Linked DNA regions of Homo sapiens: region 2 is linked to region 1. A link is a loop called in an ENCODE intact Hi-C map of the cell type or tissue named here. Cell type or tissue: HepG2. All regions are shown on one strand. Links, peaks and the distances in the headings refer to the core of each region. The heading gives the core; the rest is flanking DNA.

Region 1 (11,461 bases), core at 194-8,193:
GTGGTGCCAGCTACTCAGGAGGCAGAAGTCAAGGATTGCTTGAGCCCGGGAGGTCGAGGCTGCAGTGAGCCATGATTACCCTACTGCACTGCAGCCTGGGTGACAGAGCAAGACCTTGCCTCAAAAAAAAAAAAAAAGATCACCACCTTTAAAGTTTTCCATGTAACATCTGTCACTGCTCACAGAAGCAGGGACTTCTTTGTCTTGGTTTCTACTCGATCTAGAACTGTATCTTCTGCCTAGAACTGTGCTGAGCATGGAGTAGATGCTCAGGGATATTTGTTGAAAGAATTGCAGGTGCTTCATGAATATCCATTGAATCGATACATAAAAGTCACTTCAACTAAAGTCTATAGGTTTGCTTTGAAGAATGATCTATTTCTGAAATTCTGCCTTTGAAACCCAAGCTATTAAGCTGCAATCCCCACTGAATTAAAACCTTTCCTTCTGAGCATTCATTTTCTCTTTCTCACTCTCTCTCTCTTTCTCTCTCTCTTTTTCTCTCTCTTTCTCTCTCTCTCTCTTTCAGACAGGGTTTTGCTGTGCTGCCCAGGCTGGACTTCTGGGCTCAAGGGATCCTCCCGCCCCAGCCTCCTGAGTAGCTGGGACTACAGGTATGTTCCACTGTGCCTGGCATTCTGAGCTTTCTTTATTTGGCTTTTGAAAATGACTCAGGTCCCACCTAAAGTTATCACTCACTACAAGAAGAATTAAAGGAAAGCAAATGTCTAAAACATCTAATTCACATAAGAGATCAGTGGTTTGCCAGTGCAGAGGAAGCTTAATAGAATGAATTAAGACTCTAAAGGTAATTCTAAACAAACTTTGAGCTGTGGCAGCACTGAAGGAATAACATTAGCAGCTTCTGATGGTGACTGCATCCGAGTCCATGGCCACTTGGATGCAGAGGTTTTGGCTCCCTTCTCCAGTTCCCACCCTCCCCGGCTCTCCACCCAGGCCCTGATCCACCTTCCTGGGCAGGAAGCAGGGCACCCTTGCATCGTTGGTTTTGCTTTTAAATCTGCACCTTGGATATCACCAACAATAAGCCCTCACGCAAATAATTAGATGTATGATTATTTTCTTTTAATGGGATTAAATCTCTTCTTTTAATGGGATTAAAACTGCCATTTATATTATTAATGAGAAAATTTTTTTTTTAGTTTTTTTTGTTGTGTTTGTTTGTTTGAGATGGAGTCTCACTCTGTTGGCCAGGCTGGAGTGCAGTGTCTTCATCTCAGCTCACTGCAACCTCTGCCTCCAGGGTTCAAATTATTCTCCTACCTCAGCCTCCCGAGTAGCTGGGACTACAGGCGCCCACCACCATGCCTGGCTAATTTTTGTATTTTTAGTAGAGATGGGGTTTCACTATGTTGGCCAGGCTGGCCTGGAACTCCTGATCTCAAGTGATCTGCCCACCTTGGCCTCCCAAAGTGCTGGGATTACAGGCGTGAGCCACCGCGCCCAGCTGGAAATATGTGTTTTTGTTTGTTTGTTTGTTTGTTTTTGTAGCTGGAAATACATGTTTAAGAACATATTACCTTATGAGATAGGCTTCAAGTTCAAAGGAGTTATAAGTGAATGAGCTATTAGATTGTACCTGACAATACTCCAATTAAGGAGTGAAGTAAGTGCTTTAACGCAGGGGTCCCCCACCCCCAGACCGATGGCCAGTACTGGTACGGGTCCTCAGTCTGTTAGGAACTGGGCCACACAGCAGGAGGTGAGCAGCAAACGACTGAGCATTATCGCCCAAGCTCTGCCTCCTGTCATCTCAGTGGCAACATTACATTCTCATAGGAGTGCAAACCTTATTGTGAACTGCACATGCGAGAGAGCTAGGTTGCATGCTCCTTATGAGACTCTAACTAATGCCTGATGATCTGAGGTAGAACAGTTTCATCCCGAAACCATCCCCCACCATCCCCGTTACACGGAAAAACTGTCTTCCACAAAACAGGTCCCTGATGTCAGAAAGGTTGGGGACTGCTGCTGTAATATGTACACAACTTAGTCTTTCCCTTTCATCCTACCACGTAGCACTTCTTCTAAGCCACAAGTAATATCTTACAACAAAGTTGATTATCAGTGACAGTCAGCTAGGGCCATTAGGGTAGAGCCCTAATTTGGAGGTTGGGGGAAGTTGGATGCTACCAGTAAATGCAAATTTCTAAATGAAATTCCTTTGTCTTCTTTGTTAACATTGTACCTTTCCAAGCATTCAGAGGGAAGAGAGTAGTTTTTCTGGTGAACATGTGAGGAATAATAAGTTGGTTTCTTACTGTGTTCTGTAATGCTCGGTAGAGTTTGGGAAGGGAAAGAGAGGATGCATGGTAAGTTAGAAGGGACCAAGGAGAACAGCTTGTGTCTCATTTCTCTTCCAGGCTTCATATCTTTGCTCAGGTGGATTTTCATGAAAATGTGATATCAGCCTCTCCTTTGTTGTTGTTTCATTGGAGAACACTGCTATTTTTTGATATTGGCCTTTAAACTTTCTCCTTGAAATACAAATCTATTCAAGCGTGCAGTGATCATATCCCATTGTTACTGGTCCATGATCACAGCTGATTTTTTTTCATCAAAAGGCTTTTCTTTGGCCACTATTTCACCAGATGTCTCATCACTTCCCTAAGTAGATTTGCTGTTGGATTGTAATGCCAGTCCTCAGATCCTTATTAATAAGAGTTCAATGAATTTTGTACTGAAATAGAATTAAACATTGAAAACAAAGGCCTAAATAGCTTTAGTATGGGATACACACTTTACTTGCAGTATGAAATGCTCATATGGCCATAAAACAAAACTCACCTCTGTCAGGAACAGAAATCAGGGTGCTCGTGAGAGCCAGGCTTGTGTCATCCCCCAGGGTGAGGTTCACACAGTACGTCCCAGACCCATTGAAGGTTCGTCTCACAGTCAGCAGACACATCTCATCCACATCCACAGGGCTGCAGACTGTGTTCTGGGTGATCTCGCAGGTGGGGTCAGAAATGATGGTACAGACCTCCGTGGGAATGCTGCGACAGGGGAGGTGGGCGAGGGCGCACAGGGCACAGAGAAGGGGAGAGAGGAAGGTCAGATCCATTTTACAAAGGGAAAGTCATTACATTTCTATGAAATTGAATTCCACCTCATTGTTACTCAAACTATAAGATGCTGAATTGTTAGTCTTATAATCTGCTCTTAAGCAAGCCTGTGCGCTGAGCTATGCCTTTCTCTGCATCCTCAGGAAAGTGAGGCCCTGGGGTGGAGGAGAAAAAAAAGATCTCCCCCAGGGGAAGGGGCTGATGGAAACCACGTGAAGCCCAGCTCACTCCCTCTATATTCCTTCTACATCCCTAGAATGTTCGAAGATGCAGATAGCTTGGGTGTTAGGCAGACATATTATTAGATGCCATAGTTGGCCCTGCCTAGGTTCCTGTAGAAGTGTAACAGCAACAGCAGCAGCTGTTTTTGCAGGACTTATTATGTGCCGGGCACTGAATTTTATTTATTTATTTATCTTTCCTCAGAGACCTTTGTTCTGAGTGAGTTTTAGATATATGACATGATCTTGCTTATTCCTCTCAATAGTTTTTTTGTTTGTTTGTTTGTTTTGAGACAGAGTTTTGCTCTTGTTGCCCAGGCTGGAGTGCAATGGCATGATCTTGGCTCACTGCAACCTCTGCCTCCTAGGTTCAAGAGATTCTCCTGCTTCAGCCTCCCGAGTAGCTGGGATTACAGGCACCTGCCACCACTCCTGGCTAATTTTTGTATTTTTAGTAGAGATGGGGTTTCACCATGTTGGCCAGGCTGGTCTCAAACTCCTGACTTCAGGTGATCAACCGCCTCAGCCTCCCAAAGTGCTGAAATTACAGGTATGAGCCACAGCACCCAGCCTCTCTCAATAGCTTTTTGAAGAAAGTAACATTACCCCAGTTTAACAGATGACAAATCAGGGAGAGAGATTAACGAGTCCAGGTCATACAAGCAGCCAGGGGTGGAGCTGGGACTTGAACAGAAGAGGTTTGACTCATCTGTCCTTGATGCTGGGCTACCTGCCATTGCTGTCCTGACCGCTATCTCATGGCAGCCTTCTTAGATGGAGAGACCAGGCTCTGATGCTGGACTCATGGGGCGGGGCCTGGGATGGGGACAGTCCCCCTTCTCACCAGCCAGGCCTCTCGCAGCAGCTTCACTCCCTGGGTCAGCTTTCACTGTTTTCTGCCACCCTCACCCTCATTCTGGTCCTCTCCCCAAGGTGGAGAGCTTCTTAGCTCTTCTCTTCTACCAAATAAGGCCACATCTTCATACCACTTCATTCTCCTGATTAATTTATGTATCTACACACACATATATTTTAATCAGGTAATTTATATATTATATGCAAATGATTTGCTAATGTATATTTAGTTAATCGATATAGTATTTATATATTCATTCATTTATATTTAGTTTATTACATATGGTCATGACCAAATCATAGGAAACCAAATTATATAATGCATTGGAAAGAGCTTTGTAAATTCTAAAGAGAGAGGATTATCAGGCGTTGCTATTAATGTTAGCATAGACAACTACCTGGGAGCTTAAGAGCACTCCTGTGAGCTGCTCTCTCCTGGCCACCAGCATTCCATTGGTAGGCAAGTTTTGTGATCACTGGTGGCCTCAGTTGCCTCATCTGCAAAATGGGGAGGCTCATACGATTGTTGTGAGGATTCAATATGAGAACAGGTATAAGGTGTTAAAAAATTCAGTTAAGTGTTCAAACAGTTATCATAATTATTATTCAACTTAATTGTTAAAGCTTTCTCAATTGCTCAACTGTAGCAAAACATGTGTGTGCTTGATAGCACCTCCTAGGGACCTTCCTGTCTAGGGTTACCAGTAAATAGGAATTCAAATCAATAGGAATTCAAATCAACTTAAAAGGGGTAACTGGTGGTCAATGCCTTTGTTCAGACTTGAGGTCCTCAGTTGACCCACCCATGCCTCTGTCGGAGATAATATACTCACCTCCCTTGGCAGGTCACGACAAAGTCTATTAGGGAGCTTTCAGGCCATGGCACCGGCATCAGGACGTCTGTCATCTGGATGATGTTAACCTCTAAGATTCCCTCTAACAAAATAACCCCCAGAGAAAAACACATCAAAATACAACAGAAATCAAACAAAGCCAAACAATCACTCTGGTATAGATTGAATGTTTGTGTCCCTCCGAAATTCATATGTTGAAACCCCCAAGGTGATAGCATTAGGAGGGGGGTCTTTGGGAGGTAGTTAGGTCATGAGGGTGAAGCCTTCATGTGTGAGATTAATGCCCTTATGAAAGTGACCCCAGAGAGCCCTTTTGCCTCTTCCACCACATGAGGACACAGCAAGAAGACTGCTATCTGCCATCTATGAACCAGGAAGTGAGTCCTCACCAGCCACCGAATGTGCTGGTACCTTGAACTTGGACTTCCCAGCCTTTAGAACTACGAGAAATAAATTCCTGCTGTTGGTTTATAAGCCACCCAGTCTATGGAATTCTGTTATAGAAGCCTGAATGGACTAAGGTACAGCTCTTAAGACATCAGAAAGTGAAAAAAATTAAAAAAGGAAGACAGCCCTCTTGCCATACAGAAACACATCAGATCTGGCAATCTACCCCCATAGCTTAGGATACATATCCATGCAGCATTTCCAAAGTCAAACTGAACTGTTTTTCAGTCCAGCCTAGATTTTTGTTCCTAGAGCCTTTGTGTGCATCAGAAAGTAGCACTCCATCTTGGAAAGTGTTTCAGGAAAAGGTAATCCTGGGTAGACGCAGCCCCAGGCTCAGGCCTTGGCCAGCTTCTCAAGTGGCTTGGACTCAGGGGACACTGCTTGGGCTTCCACCTCCATCCTCACTCCCAGAACTGGTGAGCACAGGTTGGGCTTCAGTTCCCCTCTGTCTTCTCTGTTGTATGCCTTAGGGCTGTGCCCAAATGCACAGCCATGTGTGGTGGCCTGCTCTTTCCCCTTTTCACATACAAGTCTGACTTTGTGAAAATTAACTAGGGGAAGACAGTGGAAGTTGTAGGAACTCGATGCTAGCCTTCCTTTACCCTACATACCCCATTCAGATGGCTGGGCTGCAGAGGCGGGATACAGGCCCAGGGCAGGCTCATTAGCATGCGGCCTTCACAGAAGGCTTGTTTCCACCAGGATGTGGAAGGAAGGCCGGGGAGGCAGGTGGGAATCTAGAAATGAATGGGGTCTTTGCTCTTGCATGTGTGGTGTCATCTTAGACAAGCAGAGGGGTGCCCTTACCACCTACCTCTACCCCTTCAGAGTTAGCAGAGAGAGTGGGTGACCCTAGGTGGAGTCTAGCATCCTTCCTCACTGGTCATCATCTTCAGCCTTACCTACAATTGTGATGGTGGCTTGAAAGTGGCCATATCTGTTAATCTGGCAGTTTTCATCAGGAATCCTACTCAGCTCCAGGGGGTTGTCACCAGCAGGTCCTGGGGTGTTTGAATCATAAGATTTTAGAGTAGTTGCTACGAACATAAAAGATACATGTGATATAATAAAAAATCTAAACATTTGCCATTTGCTTTTTAGAAAAATATCAGGAACACTATACTATGAAATTGCTATAGAAATTTGAACTAAATGTGTCATAATTTACACAGATGTGAGAGCTATAAGGTATTATAATTGCTAAATTATGTAAGGAAGCATAATCCCACATTTTGTGTGAACACAAGAAGCAAATAAGACGTTGAAACTGGCCGGGTGCAGTGGCTCATGCCTGTAATCCCAGCACTTTGGGAGGCCGAGGGGGGCAGATCATGAGGTCAGGAGATCGAGCCCATCCTGACTAACATGGTGAAACCCCGCCTCTACTAAAAAATACAAAAAATTAGCCAGGTGTGGTGGTGGGCGCCTGTAGTCCCAGCTACTCAGGAGGCTGAGGCAGGAGAATGGCGTGAAACTGGGAGGCGGAGCTTGCAGTGAGCCGAGATGGCGCCACTGTACTCCAGCCTGGGTGACAGAGCGAGACTCCGTCTCAAAAAAAGGTTGAAACTGTATTAAAATGTGTGATACAATGGTCATGAAGAAATAAACCTGGCCATACTAGATGCAGTTATATTTTAATTTTGGAAGCAGGTATTCTGGGCTCAAATTCCAGCTTCCCTTGTTTTTAGCTGTTTGAGACCACAGGCACATCATTTAATCTGTTTTTGCCTCTATTTGCTCATCTGTAAAATAAGAACAATACCTGCTGTCCTCTGGGGGCTGAACTATGAAACTTAAATGAGATAAAGTATATAAAACCTGCTGCTCATCACTGCTGCAGAGGGAGTACTTAATAAATCACAGTTTCTTTCTTTCAGTAATATGGGAAAAGATCATTCTTTCCCTGTTTGGATGTCTCACAGCTCCAAAGCTTAAATTCTAAAAGTCTTACTGTGATGAGCAGAGATGTGAGGAAGGAAAGGAGGGAATACAAGACATTTTTGAAAAATAAGCCTTGAATATAATTAGAGCAAAGAATCTAATGCCCTATTAGTTACAATTTAACAGGCTCTAATTAAGACATCGCTGCTCCTTTAGCAAGATAAAAAATCTAGAAAGAAAATAACGATACTGAAAATACAATCTTCTTTTTAATTTCAAAAGACATGTGAAGTAGACTCAGTCTTGGGGAAGGACATCAAAGCCTCATAAGAGCTGCATCTCTAACTTAGTGACATGTGAGTGAAGCAGGCTGGGAGATTTCCCCAGGGCTTCTCAGAATCGTCAGCGGGTGAACATCCCTGTGATTTTCCTGTGCCCAAAGCAGATTTCTCAGAGCAGTTCTCAGAACAGGTCTAGAAATGACTGCTCCATGGCACACACTTTGGGAAATGCTGCTCAGGTAAAGGCCAGAAAGGCCCAGACACTGTGTTAGATCGAATGCAGTGGTTTACCAGCAGGAAGAACTGTGGCAGCCTCTTGGGAATGTCCCTTGAGTTTCATATTAGTCCTCTGGAAATGACAAGACAGTCGTTCTGTCTGTCCTGAGATTCAGATGATCTACTCTACAGCAATAGGATTGTTTGTGCAGGCCATTCGAGTTCAGTAGCTCTTCTCCAGAAAACCATAAAATTTCTTCTTTTGAAAGTTCTTGACAGGCAGAATTTAGTTGTCAAGTTAGAGCATGGAATCACGACCCTGCATATTTTAAAATAAAACTTCTCTTGTTCTGCATATACTTTAGTGCTAAAAATGAAATAAAGCTTATTTTCTTAAAAAATGACCAAATAATAAAAGTCAGTGATTCTACCTTAGATAGAATGCTTTTAAAATGCATATGGAGGCCAGGCATGGTGGCTCACACCTGTAATCCCAGCACTTTGGGAGGCTGAGGTAGGTGGATCACTTGAGGTCAGGAGTTCGAGACCAACCTGGGCAACATGGTGGAACCTAGTCTCCATTAAAAATAAAGAAAAATTATCTGGGCATGGTGGTTCACATGCCTGTAGTGCTGGCTACTAGGGAGGCCGAAGCAGGAGAATTACTTGAACCCAGAAGGCAGAGGTTGCAGTGAGCTGAGATTGCACTACTGCACTCCAGCCTGGGCAACAGAGCAAGACTCTATCTCAAAAAAAAAATAAAAATAAAAATAAAAAAGCATATGGAGCTTCGCAAACATTGTGTCTATAAAGTCAAGGTATGATTCAAGGGCTAATGGAGAGAAACGCACACCTTAAAAGACAGATGAGAAAGAAGGTCAACTTCATCCTTAATTTGGTATTTATGTCCCTGTTGCCCAGAGAACGGTGTGAGAGCTCTTGATTCTCTGGGAAAGTTCTCTATGATATGATGTTATTTTATATATAGAGAGAGTATTACAGTAATTAGCATCAGTCTTACAAAAGGTTTTTTTTTTTTTTTTCAGATTTGTTCACAAGTCTGAAAAACAAATAATAGCACTGTTAGCTAAGTGAAGAGAATTCCGTGACTTAAAAATAGCACACATGCATCTGCCCTCAGATTTAAACACATCTACCTGGGTCACCTCTTCAACTGGCTTCTGCCTCACTCCTGCATTTGCATTTGATTTCTATTTTCGGCTGTGCATTATTAAGAAGCCACTTACCAAAGCAGAGAGAACATATTTTTTGGCCAAACAATAATATAATACTTGGTCATCCAAGCCCTTTAATATGGCCTGTACAGCTGGAAATGCTCCCTAGAAGAGACCCCTTTTAGAAACGTCCCTCCTCGCTCTCCCTAAGAGAGATGCTGGTTTAAGGCATTTTGGGGTTGATTATGATTGATCTAACACCTTTAGATAAAGCCAGGCAGCTTTCCTTCGCAATAAAACTTAACTAACTTGTAGGGGTTGCTAGTTTATATCTTTTTTTTTTTTTTTTTTTGAGACAGAGTTTCTCTCTTGTCGCCCAGGCTGGAGTGCAATGGCGCGATCTCGGCTCACTGCAACCTCCACCTCCCAGGTTCAAGCGATTCTTCTGCCTCAGCCTCCCAAGTAGCTGGGATTACAGACACTCTCCACCACACCCGGCTAATTTTTATATTTTCGGTAGAGACGGGGTTTCACCATGTTGACCAGGCTGGTCTCGAACTCCTGACCTCAGGTGATCCACCTGCCTCGGCCTCCCAAAGTGCTGGGATTACAGATGTGAGCCACCATGCCTGGCCCACTAGTTTATATCTTATGGTGTCACCTAGGGAGAAATTACAACAGAAATTTTAAATAGCTTTTCATTGGCTTCAAATATATTTTTAAAACATGCTATGATATAAATAGTTTATAAGAAAAACAAGCTAGTTTAATAAAAATGCAATTCAAAGTAGACTAACATTAAACAACCTAACATTAAGTCTTTTACCATTCTGGAACTTAAATATTAAAAGCATCTGTAATTTATTTTGAATTTTATACCTGGTCCTCTTATTTGTAAAGAAGATCATTAATAGTTGTAGATAAAAAAAATTGCTTCTCCTAAAGGATTACTAGAATGAAGCTGTATATTTAAAGTTGTTCAATACAGTTATAATTGTAGTTGGAATTAGGATTAATCTAATCATCCATCAATAAGAGAATGGTGGGCCGGGCACAGTGCCTCACGCTTATAATCCCAGCACTTTGGAAGGCTGGGGTGGGTAGATCACCTGTGCTCAAGAGTTGGAGACCAGCCTGGGCAACACGGCGAAACCCCATCTCTACTAAAAAATAAAAAAATTAGCTGGGTGTGGTTGTGTATGCCTGTAGCCACAGCCACTTGGGAGGCTGAGGCAGAAGGATCACTTGAGTCCAGGAGGTGGAGGTTGCAGTGAGCCAAGATTGTGCCACTGCACTCCAGCCTGGGTGTTAGAGCAAGACGCTGTCTCAAAAAAAAAAAAAAAAAAAAAAAAAAAAGAGAATGGTGAAATAAATGACAGTACATACATTCTATGAAACACTATGCAGCCACTGGATAAAGTGAGATAGACTTATATGTATTAACAGTGGAAAGATGTCTATAATGTTTGTTAAATTAGAAAAAGAGCAAATTGTAAAACAATATGAATAGCCCTCTTGTGTAAATGAACCCATTTACACAACCAAAACAAACCTTATGTGTATATATAGTATATGTTTATAAATGCATAGAAAAATATCTGGAAAGAAATCCTCCCAATTATTAACAGGGTTTAACTCTTGGGAGGAGAGTACGAGTGGGGACTTTTGCTTTTTACTCTAGACATCTACATTGTTTTAATTTTTACTAAGGAACATGCATAAACTTTGTAATTTAAAACATTTTTGAGATAATCGAAATCAGTGATAACTTGTGTTGTCTTGACTTAGATATGCTTGATTTAACAAGCTCTCATTTTATTACTAACATCTTATTGTAAAACTTTATAATTTATAACAAACAGGATTTTGTAAAAACAAGAAGCCCCAGACGTCATGATGGACCGTCGTGGGCTTGGTCCCTGGCGCCCTCTTGTGACCAGTGAGAGGATGTCAGCCTATTGCTATCCCCAGGATCCTGGGGTGCTGAGTGCAACTGGCCCAGTGGGAAAAGGGTGGTGATGGCATGGGGTAGCGTGGGGAATCAGATGGAAGCCAGTGCTACCCAAAGTGGACTCTTAAGGACTTCTTGAATGTCCCCAGACTATTAATATAGGGTGGTATTGAATTAATCATGCCTTAAATGCAGCACAGTTTTATTTTTATTTATTTTTCTCTTTTTTTTAAATTTTACTTTAAGTTCTAGGGTACATGTGCACAAAGTGCAGGTTTGTTACATATGTATACATGTGCCATGTTGGTGTGCTGCACCCATTAACTCGTCATTTACAATAGGTATTTCTGTTAATGCCATCCCGCCTCCCTACCCCTACCCCCCGACAGGCCCTGGTGTGTGATGTTCCCCGCCCTGTGTCCAAGTGTTCTCATTGTTCAGTTCCCACCTGTGAATGAGAACATGCGGCGTTTGGTTTTCTGTCCTTGTGA
Region 2 (11,961 bases), core at 1,745-9,744, 65 kb before region 1:
GTGTCATAGGATTGGTTTAGGGCAGGTGTGTCCCCAACACTTCTGTATAAAATGACACTTACTAAAAGGTACAATGAGCTGATCATGTGACGTAACTCTGTGCTAGGAAAGCTCGCATCTAACCCACATTTCTGCTGGTTCCCCTAAATTAGCTTTCTCTCTGGGTGGGTTGCTTAACCTCTCTGTTTCATTCCCAGTTTGTAAACTGAGGTGTCCCTTTAACTCTTTTTTTCTCTCTATACTGGTGACATGTTCCAATCAACAAAGCTTTTCACATTACAAGTGATCACAGAATAGAACATTCTTGGACATCAGTCTTTTACACTTACATGGATGCTTCAGTAGCCAAAATTCCTAGAGTGAACTTGTAGGTAACTATTTTTAAAATATGTAGATAAGACTGCATATTCTCTGGATTTAGTCATTTTTCTGACTTATGGTATAGTTCTGTGTATCAGGTTCCTATGTTAGAAAAATTAAGAATGCTTTGAGAGAAGTGAGATCATATTAAGAACTTATATTTCTCCAGCACTTCTACAGTCTTAAATGTCTGAATGACTTAAATCAGTGGCAGTTTTGTTTTAAGAATGGGAGGAGGAGGTCGGTGATGTTTACTTAAATAAAAGTTGAGCCAAGAGTAAATGTAAGGAAGATGTCACTGGAATAGGTCATCTTGCTTCTCCTGTCATTTAAGCTAAATCAAATAGGTGCAATTAGAAGGAGCAAATGAGAACAGAAGTTGCAGAAGCTGCCAACAGTAAAAACACTGCCACAGGGCAAGAGCTGCAAAGATGTAACAGTCTGGTGGTTTCAAGGACAGGCAAAGGAAATTCGCATTCTTAAAGGAATACAACAACATGGACAGTCTTAACAATCTGTGTTCTTTGCAGAATTCCAGTGGATATTTTATTCTACATGTGTTCCAGGCAGTGATACAATGGAGTTCTCAACTTTATAACTGAATATTTTCCTAAATCATTTATCCAAATCATATATTTCCCTAAATCATATATTACTGTTTTTATTTCTTATTTTACATTGATTGACAATCTGTAAAGTTCAGCATTAATTATTCCCTGCCTTAAGGGGAAAAAAATGTTTTTCCCATACTTAAATTATAATTATCCCAGACAATTTGAATGAAAATCCCTGGGGGTAGGGGTGAGGCAAAGGTATCAATTTTGAAAGCTCCCGAGATGACTCCAATGTGTAGCCAAGGCTAACAACAACTGTTTGATTAGTTAAGAACTTGTGTCCCACTTAAATAAATAAAAATCTCAGTGGGAGCAGGTGGAAGCTCAAAAATGTGTAGTTTCATAAAGGTCATCAGGAGTTTTATGCTACCCGTTTATTGTCAGGAACTGTTCTTTTCAAGAGATGGGGACTCACTATGTTGCCCAGGCTGGAATTGAACTCCTGGGTGCAAGTGATCCTCCCACCTCTGACTCCCAAGTAGCTGGGACTACAGGCACACACCATCACGCCCAGCTAAGAACTTCTGTTCTACAAAGAATGTTTACTAGTCTTTGGAGGGGCGCTTCAATGTTGAAAAGAACAGTTTCTATCAGTACCAATTGCAAGGGAGAAAAAGTTCAGGATAAGCACAAATACATACTAGTTGTGTATATCCCTTTTTCTACCTTGTTCTATGCTTTGAAGAGTGAAAAAAAACTCACCTCTTTCTCTCTGGACCACCTGCCATCCCAACTCGTAGGAAATATCATGCCAAAAACCTCTGTGGGATGTTGCCGTTATGTCTGTTTTTACCCTTCTAACTCTATTTTGGCATACTACATGTATCAGGATTAGGTTTGGGTATGTATTGTTACTAGAAAAAAAAATGGCTTAAATTCGTTTTCCTTTTTCATGAGAAGAGTTCAAGGGTAGACAATCCAAGGCTGGAAGTGGTTCCACCATATCCTTCAGGACTGGTGCTTCTATCTGCCTTGTGTGCCATTCCCTGGCCCAGGATAACTGCTCAAGCTCCAACTATTGGGTCTGTTTCCAGCCAACAAGAAGGATAAAGGATTGCTGGATGTGGTGACAGACACCTGTAGTCCCAGCTACTGGGGAGGCGGAGGTGGGAGGATTGCTTGAGCCCAGGAATTTCAGTCCAGCCTGGGCAATGTGGTGAGACCTCATTTCAAACTGAAAAAAGGATAAAGGATCAAAATTGGCAGCATCCTTATTTAAGGACACTGCCTGAGGATAGCTTTTCATACTTCTGTTTGCCTCATGTTGGCCAGAACATACCACTGGCTGTGTCTAGCTGCAAGAGAAGCTGGGAGACAATCCCTGTGTGAGGGCAGCAATGTGCCCATTAAACACAGGATCTGTTACTAAAGGAAAATACATGTTGGGGACAGCTATTTGTCTGCTTCACTGGATTTGGCACTATTGCCTGTTAAAGGAGCCTCCCAGAGCCTGGAAGAGAGGAAGCAAGCTTTTAAGTTCTCTCAAAAAGCAGAATCTAAATTCTGGAGGAGAAAATTCCATATTCCAGATTCCCATTCCTGTGGTTATTTTCATCTAAATAAAGAGAAAACACCATTATTCAGAAAATCATATTGTCCCTGGATACAATTAGAGTAAATTCTACTTTCAAACAGCTGCTAGGCAATTTTCTGGCTTAATGTTCAGGGGAACAATTCTTTAACAAGTGTTGTTTGAGTATATAACTTCAAGTTGCAGGGGGTGGGGGGTGGTTGCAAGTACTCAGTTGGAATAGCTTTGCCTTCACTATTTTTAGACTTTGTTCTTTTTCTAAACCGAAATCACTAATACTTAACTATTTTGTGTACCTAGTGGTCACCACTTTTTGAAATACAAATAAACTATTGTTTTTAAAGGCAGTAAATTTCCCAAAGCTTTACCAGTTTCTTTGCTTATCATTGCTTCTTTTTTTTTTTTCTTTTGGAGACAGAGTCTTGCCCTGTCACCCAGGGTGGAGTGTGGTGGCGCAATCTCGGTTCACTGCAAACTCCGCATCCTGGGTTCAAGTGATTCTCATACCTCAGCCTCCCGAGTAGCTGGGATTACAAGTGCGCAGCACCATGCCTGGTTAATTTTTGTATTTTTATTAGAGACAGGGTTTTACCATGTTTGCCAGGCTGGTCTCGAATTCCTGACCTCAAGTGATCCACCCATCTCGGCCTCCCAAAGTGCTGGGATTACAGACGTGAGCCACTGCAGCCGGCCTATTCTTTAGCAAGAAAAATGAAGCCAAAAAGAAGCAATGATAACAACCAGGCGTTGCGATGAGCCGAGGAGGTGGAGGTTGCAATGAGCCGAGATCGTGCCACTGCACTCCCGCCTGGGTGACTAAGCAAGACTCTGTCTCAAAAAAAAAGAAGAGAAAAAAAGAACATACTGTTTTATGTTTGTGAGGGTCTATGATGTTATTTAAAAAAAAAAAAAAATGGTTTAGAAAGTTAAAGATGGACGGGCATTTTGCTCTCAGCACTTTTAAACTGTTCCTGAACTGCATTCTGGTATCTATACTTGCTGATGAGAAGCTTGCTGTTCCTTTGAAGCTATCACAGATTACGTACTAAGATCGTGTTTATCCTTGATGTCTTGTAGGTTAACAGTGAACTTCTGCTTTTATTTTAAATGTATATTGCCTGTCAAGAAGTAGGTTTTGATGGCTAAATGTTTCAAATAATTTTTTTTTTTTAATATATACTACTTCCTTTTTCTTTTAGAATTGTTGCATTTCTCTACTCATGTTTTCTCATTCCTGCTTTGTAGCATGAAAGTAGAAATGATGCATCTCTTCTTTGGATAAATCCCTTGCCTCTATTCCATTCTAGAACTTTGCCTACTAGTTCCCCCACAATATTCTCTTCTTCCCAGAACTTGCCAGGTTGAGTCTCCCCAGAGCCAAAGAGTTGGTTCTTCCAACAGACAAAAAGTCTCTAGTTCCTGCCTAGCAGCTGGCTCGTACAGTACTTAACTGGCAAACTTCGAGTTTATAAATGACAGGAAACGCGCCTTTCAGAAATGCTCAAACAGTAGGGAAGAAGGAATTGGCAGCTAGTGAAGCAGAGCAAGAGCTGGAATTGGCATAGTGCGTGTCGCCTTAGCTGGATGGTCTTGGCAGCATACAGTTGGATTGGCAGAAGTAATCCCAAGGGCTGCTGGCTTCAGTTTTGATAGCCTCTTTGGAGTCTTCTCAGAAGTCTCCAAAATGATAGTGTAATCTTAAAATGGCTAGCTTTCTGCTTATGAAAGAGGCAAGAGAGATTAGCACTTTTTTAGGCTTAAGGTACTCTTTAAGAAACAAAGGGCCAGGCGCGGTGGTTTATGCCTGTAATCCCAGCACTTTGGGAGGCCAAGGTAAGAGGATTGCTTGAGATCAGGCTGGGCAACATAGGGAGAACTCTGTCTCTACAAAAAAAAAAAAACTTTTTTAGATTAGCCGGGGGTGGTGGCCTTTGCCTATCCCAGCTACTTGGAAGGCTAAAGTAGGAAGATCACCTGAGCCCAGGGAGGTCAAGGCTGCAGTGATCCGTGATTGAGCCACTGCACTCCAGCCTGGGTGACAGAGTGAGACCTTGTCCAAAAAAAAAAAAATTATGAGTTGGAAGGAATTTTTTAAATCAGATGAGTGTTTCAGGGAGTCTCTTAGTCTTCCTCCTTAAGATTTCTCACAGTGGGTGCAACTCTTTTGTTGGTAAACAATTTCTAAGTAAGTAACTCACTGTGCACATTTATTATCTCTGAGAAGCCTTGGTTATCTAGTTATGGTGAAAAACTTTCTTTGCCTTTTTTTTTTTTTTTTTTTTTTTAATGTTAAAGACTTCAATATTTTGTTCAGGTCATGGAGTTGAGTAAACTTAGTTTCAGTTCCAGACCAAAATCCATTTAAAAACAACAACAAAAAAACCCAGGAGTATCTATTTTACAAGCCAAAGGGAAACCGTGGCATCCTTCCAGGTACCTGGAGGCTGATCATGTTGGCTGACATGCATGTCTCCATGCCTTTGTGATGTCTTAGATTTTGTCCCCCACAAAGTAAATACACTTAACCTTACTGTTTGCTCATACTTGTATGTCTTCACGATAGATGATTAGGAATTACTCATTGGCAGACTTCACCAGTTATGCAAACTTTCAGTTGAGCAGCTTTGTTCTTCTGTTATTTCAAGCCGTAGTTGAGAGTCTGCCAAGAAGTCCAAAGGAAGTTTTGCCGATAGGCATCTGGCACAAATCCATTGGGAAGCAGCTTATGTCCTGTGAACATCCTTCAGTCCCAAAGAATGTATCCAAGAAAAGGTTCAGACAATGCAACTAGACCTTAACTTAAATGGAAGGAATGTGTAACAAGACTGGGTAACGCTAATGGGCCTTTTCCAACCTAGGTCTCATAGACTTAAATTCAGGTGAAAAAGGCTTATAACTTTTGCTCTGCCTGCTGAGTTTTGCAAGTAAAAATTTAAATTATCTGCCTATTTGGGGTGTCCAAATCCTGACACAGGCTTGTTCTAGCATAGGCTTATTTTAGTCTCGATTTCTTTTCTTTTTTATTTTTTGAGACAGAGTCTCGCTCTGTTGCCCAGGCTCTGGAGTGCAGTGTCATGATCTTGGCTCACTGTAACCTCCACCTCCCAGATTCGAGCGATTCTCCTGCCTCAGCCTCCTGAGTAGCTGGAATTACAGTCACGTGCCCAGCTAATTTTTGTACTTTTAGTAGAGATGGGGTTTCATCATATCAGCCCAGCTGGTCTCGAACTCCTGACCTCAAGGGATCCGCCCGCCTCAGCCTTCCAAAGTGCTGGGAGTACAGGCGTGAACCACAGCACCCGGCTCATGGCTTATTCTGAATCCCATATAAGAATGAAGTGTACCAGAGAGCCAATTTAATGATTGGCAAAAGTTGACAGCATATTTATGTGAGCTGCCTTACATTCCCAGAGGAAAATTTTCTTGAAAAGTAATCTTTGGTTAAGAAGATGCTTCATGGATAGGAAATTGGAGCAAAGGGAATTGGACGACGTTCAGAAATGTCTTCACCAAGCCTCAGACATCTGATGAGTCAACTTTTCTTCAAGACATGATTGCCAACAGCACACATCATTGTCTGTCATTCTAGGGCAGCATCTCCTGGTGTGGAAAAACACTTAGTTTGCTTCTAACTCTGCTGCTTCTATTTGACAAGTTCTGTTGCTTCTGTTTTCATTCCAGGATAGGACATTTTAAAGTCTACACATTGATTCTTCATGTATGTGCCCTTTTTTTCTGTTACATTTTGGTCCTTTTGACCCTTATCTACTGGCCACTATTCCTTTTCCAAAGCTTCACACAACATTTCTCTTAAGTTTATGCTTAAGCTTCATTTTGGGTTTGTTATTTCTCATCAGCAAAACAAGAACATGGACAGCCCTTCATCACTATGTCAGAAAGATAACTTTGTTTTTGTTTCTCACAACAGCAGCCTTGGACGTGTTCCAGGCTAAGACACATGCATGTTCGGGCCAGGCTTTCACTCTGAGGAGGATGCTGCTACATTAGTGTTCTCTGGGGATATTTAGGAATTGCTCTCTGAAACCAGTACCAGGAATAGTCATTTTTTAATAAGTAAATGAATAGTTTTTCTCTCATAGTCATGGGAAATCATGCAACTAACTTTTTAAAAAATTAGCTGCGAGGAAGCTTAAAGCCAGATTTGTATAACAGCATTTTTGGCTTCATCTTATCTTGAGTGTTCAGTTCCCTATGCTCTTATTTCTTCACCTCCTTTGTTTTATCTTTACAGATTATGTGTATTTTATAAGCAGCATAAAATTCTTTTTGGAACAAAGCCCAGGAAACAAATAATTACACAGTCATGACAAAATACTGTGGGGTAAATCTGGGAAAGTTACACATTAGGTTTAGTTTGACCATTGAAAAGGTCTTTATCACCACCAGCTTCCCCCAAGTATATTGTTCAGAAGAACATAATACGGACATTCTTAGTGAGATAAAATATTTAGATCCCACCCTTAATTTTTTTTAAAATGGTCAAGATTAACTTAATGGTCTTGATACAAGGACCAGAATGATGAAGTAATGCTAACATTGAGCACAGTTGATAGTCAGTGTTGGCATTAATTCACTTGGTCTATCCAGTTATAAAATAAAAAAGGCCATAAAGGGATAAATGACACATGGTAATTGTGTGACACACTGGGGGCTGTGAGTTATATAGTATCTTCCAAAGAGAGATGCTGTTCTTCTGACTTAAATAGTGAAGAATGAAATAATTTTATTTTGTGTTCTTTGTTGGTGAAGAGAAACAGAAGTGATCTGGCCAAGCTGTGCAGGACAGGCCCCTAACACAAATCTCCACATAATAGTTTAGTAGGAAGGCAAGTCTTCTTCTGATGTATGTGTTCTAAAAATGCTGAATAGCCAGAAGGGAGATTTCATTTAGCTAACAGCTATATTAATACTTGCAGTGTGTTACATTATCCTAGAAAACATGGAGTATGCCAGAGAACTTTGCCAAGTTGTAAACAATATGGTACAAATTTAGTACATCTGTTTATACAGGTGCTGAAGAAACAAATGATTAGAGATGGGTGGGTGATTAGAGATGATGAATTGAATTTTGGGTTAACTCTTACATAAATAAGAGGTACATGATGGGGATTGAAGATATAAAGGAAGAGACAATAGAGTTTAAGTGATTTTCATTTGTAGGAAACTAGTTGATATGGTTTGGCTGTGTCCCCACCCAAATCTCATCTTGAATTGTAATTCCCACTTGTCAGTGGGAGGTGATTGGATCATGGGGGCGGATTTCCCCCTTGCTGTTCTTGTGATAGTGAGTTCTCATGAAATCTAAGGGTTTAAAGGTGTGACACTTGCCCCATCCCTTACTCTCTCTCTCTCCCTCCTGCCGCCAAGTAAGACGTACCTTGTTACCCATTTGTCTTCCGCCACGATTGTAAGTTTTTTGAGGCCTGCCCAGCCAACTGAGTCAATTAAACTCCTTTTTTTTTTCTTTTTTTTTTTTTTCTGAGACAGTTTCGCTCTGTCACCCAGGCTGGAGTGCAGTGGCACAATCTCAGCTCACTGCAACCTCTGCCTCCCAGGTTCAAGCAGTTCTCCTGCCTCAGCCTCCCGAGTAGCTGGGACTACAGGCACACGCCACCACGCCCAGCTAATTTTTGTATTTTCAGTAGAGACGGGGTTTCACCATGTTGCCCAGGTTGGTCTCGAACTCCTGACCTCAGGTGATCCACCCACCTTGGCCTTCCAAAGTGTTAGGATTACAGGGGTGAGTCTAAACTCCTTTTCTTTATAAATTACCCATTCTTGGGTAGTTCTTTTTTTGTTTGTTTTTTGTTTTTGTTTTTGAGACAGAGTCTCACTCTGTCTCATCTGTACACACCCATCTTATGCACGTTTAAGATACTTTGCAACTTAAAAGTTTCAATTCCTTTATCTTCACCTGACAGTTATTTAGCTATATCTGAAGGTGCTTTATAAAGATTTTCAGAAAGTTCAGTTTTCCATTTTTCACTAATTCATGTAATGATGCAATCAAATTTTTAAACATAAACTTCTGTGCCTTGGTACAAATACTTCTAAGAATTTATGTAATAGAACTTCTAAGTCAAAGAGCACAAACTTTTAAAATTGACAGACAGTTCCAAATCATCATGGTCCCAAATCATCATGGTAGTACATGTATTTTATGGTCAATAAATTTATTAAAGAAAGGAAGAAATCATCTTAGTATAAATCATGCCTTTCACTTTTATGAAAAATAAAGCAGCCGGGCGCAGTGGCTCATGCCTGTAATCCCAACACTTTGGGAGGCTGAGGTGGGCGGATCACTTGAGGTCAGGCATTTGAGACCAGCCTGGCCAACATGGTAAAACCCCATCTCTACTAAAAAATACAAAAATTAGCCGGGCATGGTGGTGTGCACCTGTAATTCCAGCTATTCGGGAGGCTGAGGCAGGAGAATAGCTTGAACTTGGAAGGCGGAGGTTGCAGTTGCAGTGAGCCGAGATTGTGCCACTGCACTCCAGCCTGGGCAAAAGAGCAAGACTCCGTCTCAGAAAAAACAAGAAAAAGCAATGTATGATTCTAGACCGTATGTCTAGTATATATTAGTCTGTTTTCACACCGCTATAAAGAACTACCTGAGTAATTCCAGCACTCTGGGAGGCCAAGGCGGGCGGATCACCTGAGGTCAGGAGTTCAAGACCAGCCCGGCCAACATTGCTTGCTTTCAGTTGTTGCTTTCAGTTCTTAATCTTCAGTCCACCCCTATTTTTCAAAATAAAAATAACTGACTGTCTCTGGATGCCCTTTTTAGCATTTTGATGATCATAGGTTTAAGCTTTTGCCAACTACGCAAAAGAAATTTCTTTTGACTCACAGGAAGTCATACCAAGGCCAATCAAGGGACTTGTGAGAGGAGAGGGGAAGGCAGCCCCTCGAGTGACAGTTCTAGTGGGCACTTTTCTTTAAAGCTTTCATGTATATTTTTGACAGCTCTAGAGAAATATATATATAATATAAATATTATATAAATATATATTGTATAAATATTATACATTATTTTATTTTATTTTTTTGAGACAGAGTCTTGTACTGTCACCCGGGCTGGAGTGCAATGGTGTGATCTCTGCTCACTGTAGCCTCCGCCTCCCAGGTTCAAGCCATTCTCCTGCCTCAGCCTCTCGAGTAGCTGGGATTACAGGTGCCTGCCACCATGCCTGGCTTATTTTTTGTATTTTCAGTGGAGATGGGGTTTTACTATGTTGGCCAGGCTGGTGTCGAACTCCTGACCTTGTGATCTGCCCACCTCGGCCTTCCCAAAGTGCTGGGATTACAGGCGTGAGCCACCGTGCCTGGCAGCTCTGGCTGTATTTTAAAGCATATCTATACCCATTGAGAGCTTCATACTGGTTTATGAATCTGGCTTAGGAGATAGAGAAACCCAGGTTTGAATCGTGGCTCCACCAGGTGGTGTGTGACTTCAGGCAAATAACTTAACCTCTCTGGCTCAGTTTTTTCAATTCTAAAATGAGAATGTTGTTAGTTTCTAGAAATTGGATCTGTTGTGGGGTACAAATGAGGTCATGCACAGCACCTCACACAGAGGAGACCCAAACTGATCTTGCCACATGGCTGCTGCATACACTCACCCTTGTCAAAGTTATTTTTGCCTCAACCTGAATTTTTATCTCAGCATGCTTTTTACCCATCTCCACTACTCTTATGTGAAAACAAAGGCAGTATTCAAAGGTATCATAAATGTATTAACTGGAGTCCTACTGGAATGGAATAACTAGAATTCCATAGACTGAGCAGGGGCCTTTTTGTATGGGAATTTAATATTTACCAATTTTAAATGTTCAGGCCCTTTTGACTCAGCAGTTCTACTTCTAAGAACGTGTTGCAGTAGAGGTATTCAAACAGGGCACAAATTTTATGTACAAAGATTTTATTGAAACATTGAAGTTGGAAACTATGCACACACACTGTAGGTGAGGTAAATCAACTGTGGTATATCTATTTGAGGGAATACTCTTGTCAAAATGCAGTAGGGACGTTTGAGTGAAAAAAGATATCCAAGTTAAGGTAAAAAAGCAAATTAGGATGTTATTTATTGTATCCATTCCTTGTTTTAATTTTTTTTTTTTTTGAGACGGAGTCTTGCTCTGTCGCCCAGGCTGGAGTGCAATGGCGTGATCTCTGCTCACTGCAAGCTCCACCTTCCGGGTTCATGCCATTCTCCTGCCTCAGCCTCCCGAGTAGCTGGGACTACAGGTGCCCGCCACCACACCCAGCTAATTTTTGTATTTCTTTTTTAGCAGAGACGGGGTTTCACGGTGTTAGCCAGGATGGTCTCGATCTCCGGACCTCGTGATCCTCCTGCCTCAGCCTGCCAAAGTGCTGGGATTACAGGCATGAGCCACCGCGCCCGGCTCTTGTTTTAAATTTTTACTACATTTTTTTTACTCATAGAATATGTCTGCCTGACCTTTCTGGTTTTCCATGTCTGTCTTTTCACTGGGCTTCTGTCATTCTTCTTGAGCATTTGGCTTGAAAGAACGAAGTACTGAAGCTGTTTGGGTATAGCACTTACTTTAGGTTAGGTAGGTAGTTGATTGTAGAGGTCTAAATTACTTGGTCATGTATAAGTTTTTGTGATTAACCTTGGTAATTCCTAGACAAATTCTTGCTATTTTCAGATTTGTTAGCACATTGTTGTACTTTAATTTTTCTCTTGTCCAGTTATCCTTTCCCATTTCAATTTTATTGGAAAATAGGCAAAAGTTATTCCTTATATTCAAAGAACCAGCCCTTTTGTTATTTCTGGAGTGTTTTTGTTAAAAATATTTTCTTCAGAGGAAACCAAAGGCTTAAAGTTGTTTAAAAAAAGTAGTTAAGGGCCAGGCGCAGTGGATCACCTGAGGTCAGGAGTTGGAGACCAGCCTGACCAGTATGGTGAAACCCAATTTTACTAAAAAGACAAAAGTTAGCTGGGCATGGTGGCACACGCCTGTAATCCCAGCTACTCAGGAGGCTGAAGCAGAAGAATCGCTTGAACCCAGGAGGTGGAGGTTGCAGTGAGCCAAGATTGTGCCACTACACTCCAGCCTGGGAGACAGAGCAAGACTCTGTCTCAAAAAAAGAAAAAAAGGAAACAATTAACTGAATTTTTCCTTTAAAGATTTAAGATGATAGTAGTTGAGATTTTTCTTGAAAAATGTAAACAAATGAGGTAGCAGAAAGGATACAGCCCAACTACTTTTGAGTGGGATTGATTTTTCACCTGTGTCATAGGTGGGCGTCTAGAGAGACAAAGAGACTCTCAGATTTAAATAAACACGATTAAAATTCCTACCAAACAGGGTGAGTAAACTGTGACCTACGGAATGGCCTCCTGGTAAGTCTGCATTGGGGGACAAGCGAGTGGCACGGCCTGTGTGTCTGATGTGGGGTTCTGCC

What was found. Peaks named below come from ENCODE experiments on the same cell type or tissue, not always from the same donor. Only the 100,000 strongest peaks of a DNase experiment are listed, where the experiment ranks them.
Region 2: it touches region 1 in a loop (8-fold over the local background); 6 of 110 quality-filtered maps call a loop at or near these places.

Annotation. Positions count from the first base shown.
Region 1 is chr7:23,261,523-23,272,983 of GRCh38, reverse strand. GPNMB (glycoprotein nmb) reads right to left here. Exons shown (of 11, transcript NM_002510.3): 7 at 6,369-6,467; 8 at 4,996-5,098; 9 at 2,809-3,017. Among named protein-coding and RNA genes, the nearest start is that of GPNMB, 20 kb to the right of the region's middle. RefSeq lists a silencer at 1,112-1,316. In HepG2, for the core only: no CTCF peak of the experiment used is centred there; a DNase peak (open chromatin) is centred at 4,013; H3K27me3 peaks cover 735 bases.
Region 2 is chr7:23,327,903-23,339,863 of GRCh38, reverse strand. The region is part of intron 10 of IGF2BP3 (insulin like growth factor 2 mRNA binding protein 3); the gene reads left to right. Among named protein-coding and RNA genes, the nearest start is that of MALSU1, 35 kb to the right of the region's middle. RefSeq lists a silencer at 3,900-4,194. In HepG2, for the core only: no CTCF peak of the experiment used is centred there; DNase peaks (open chromatin) are centred at 2,833 and 5,053.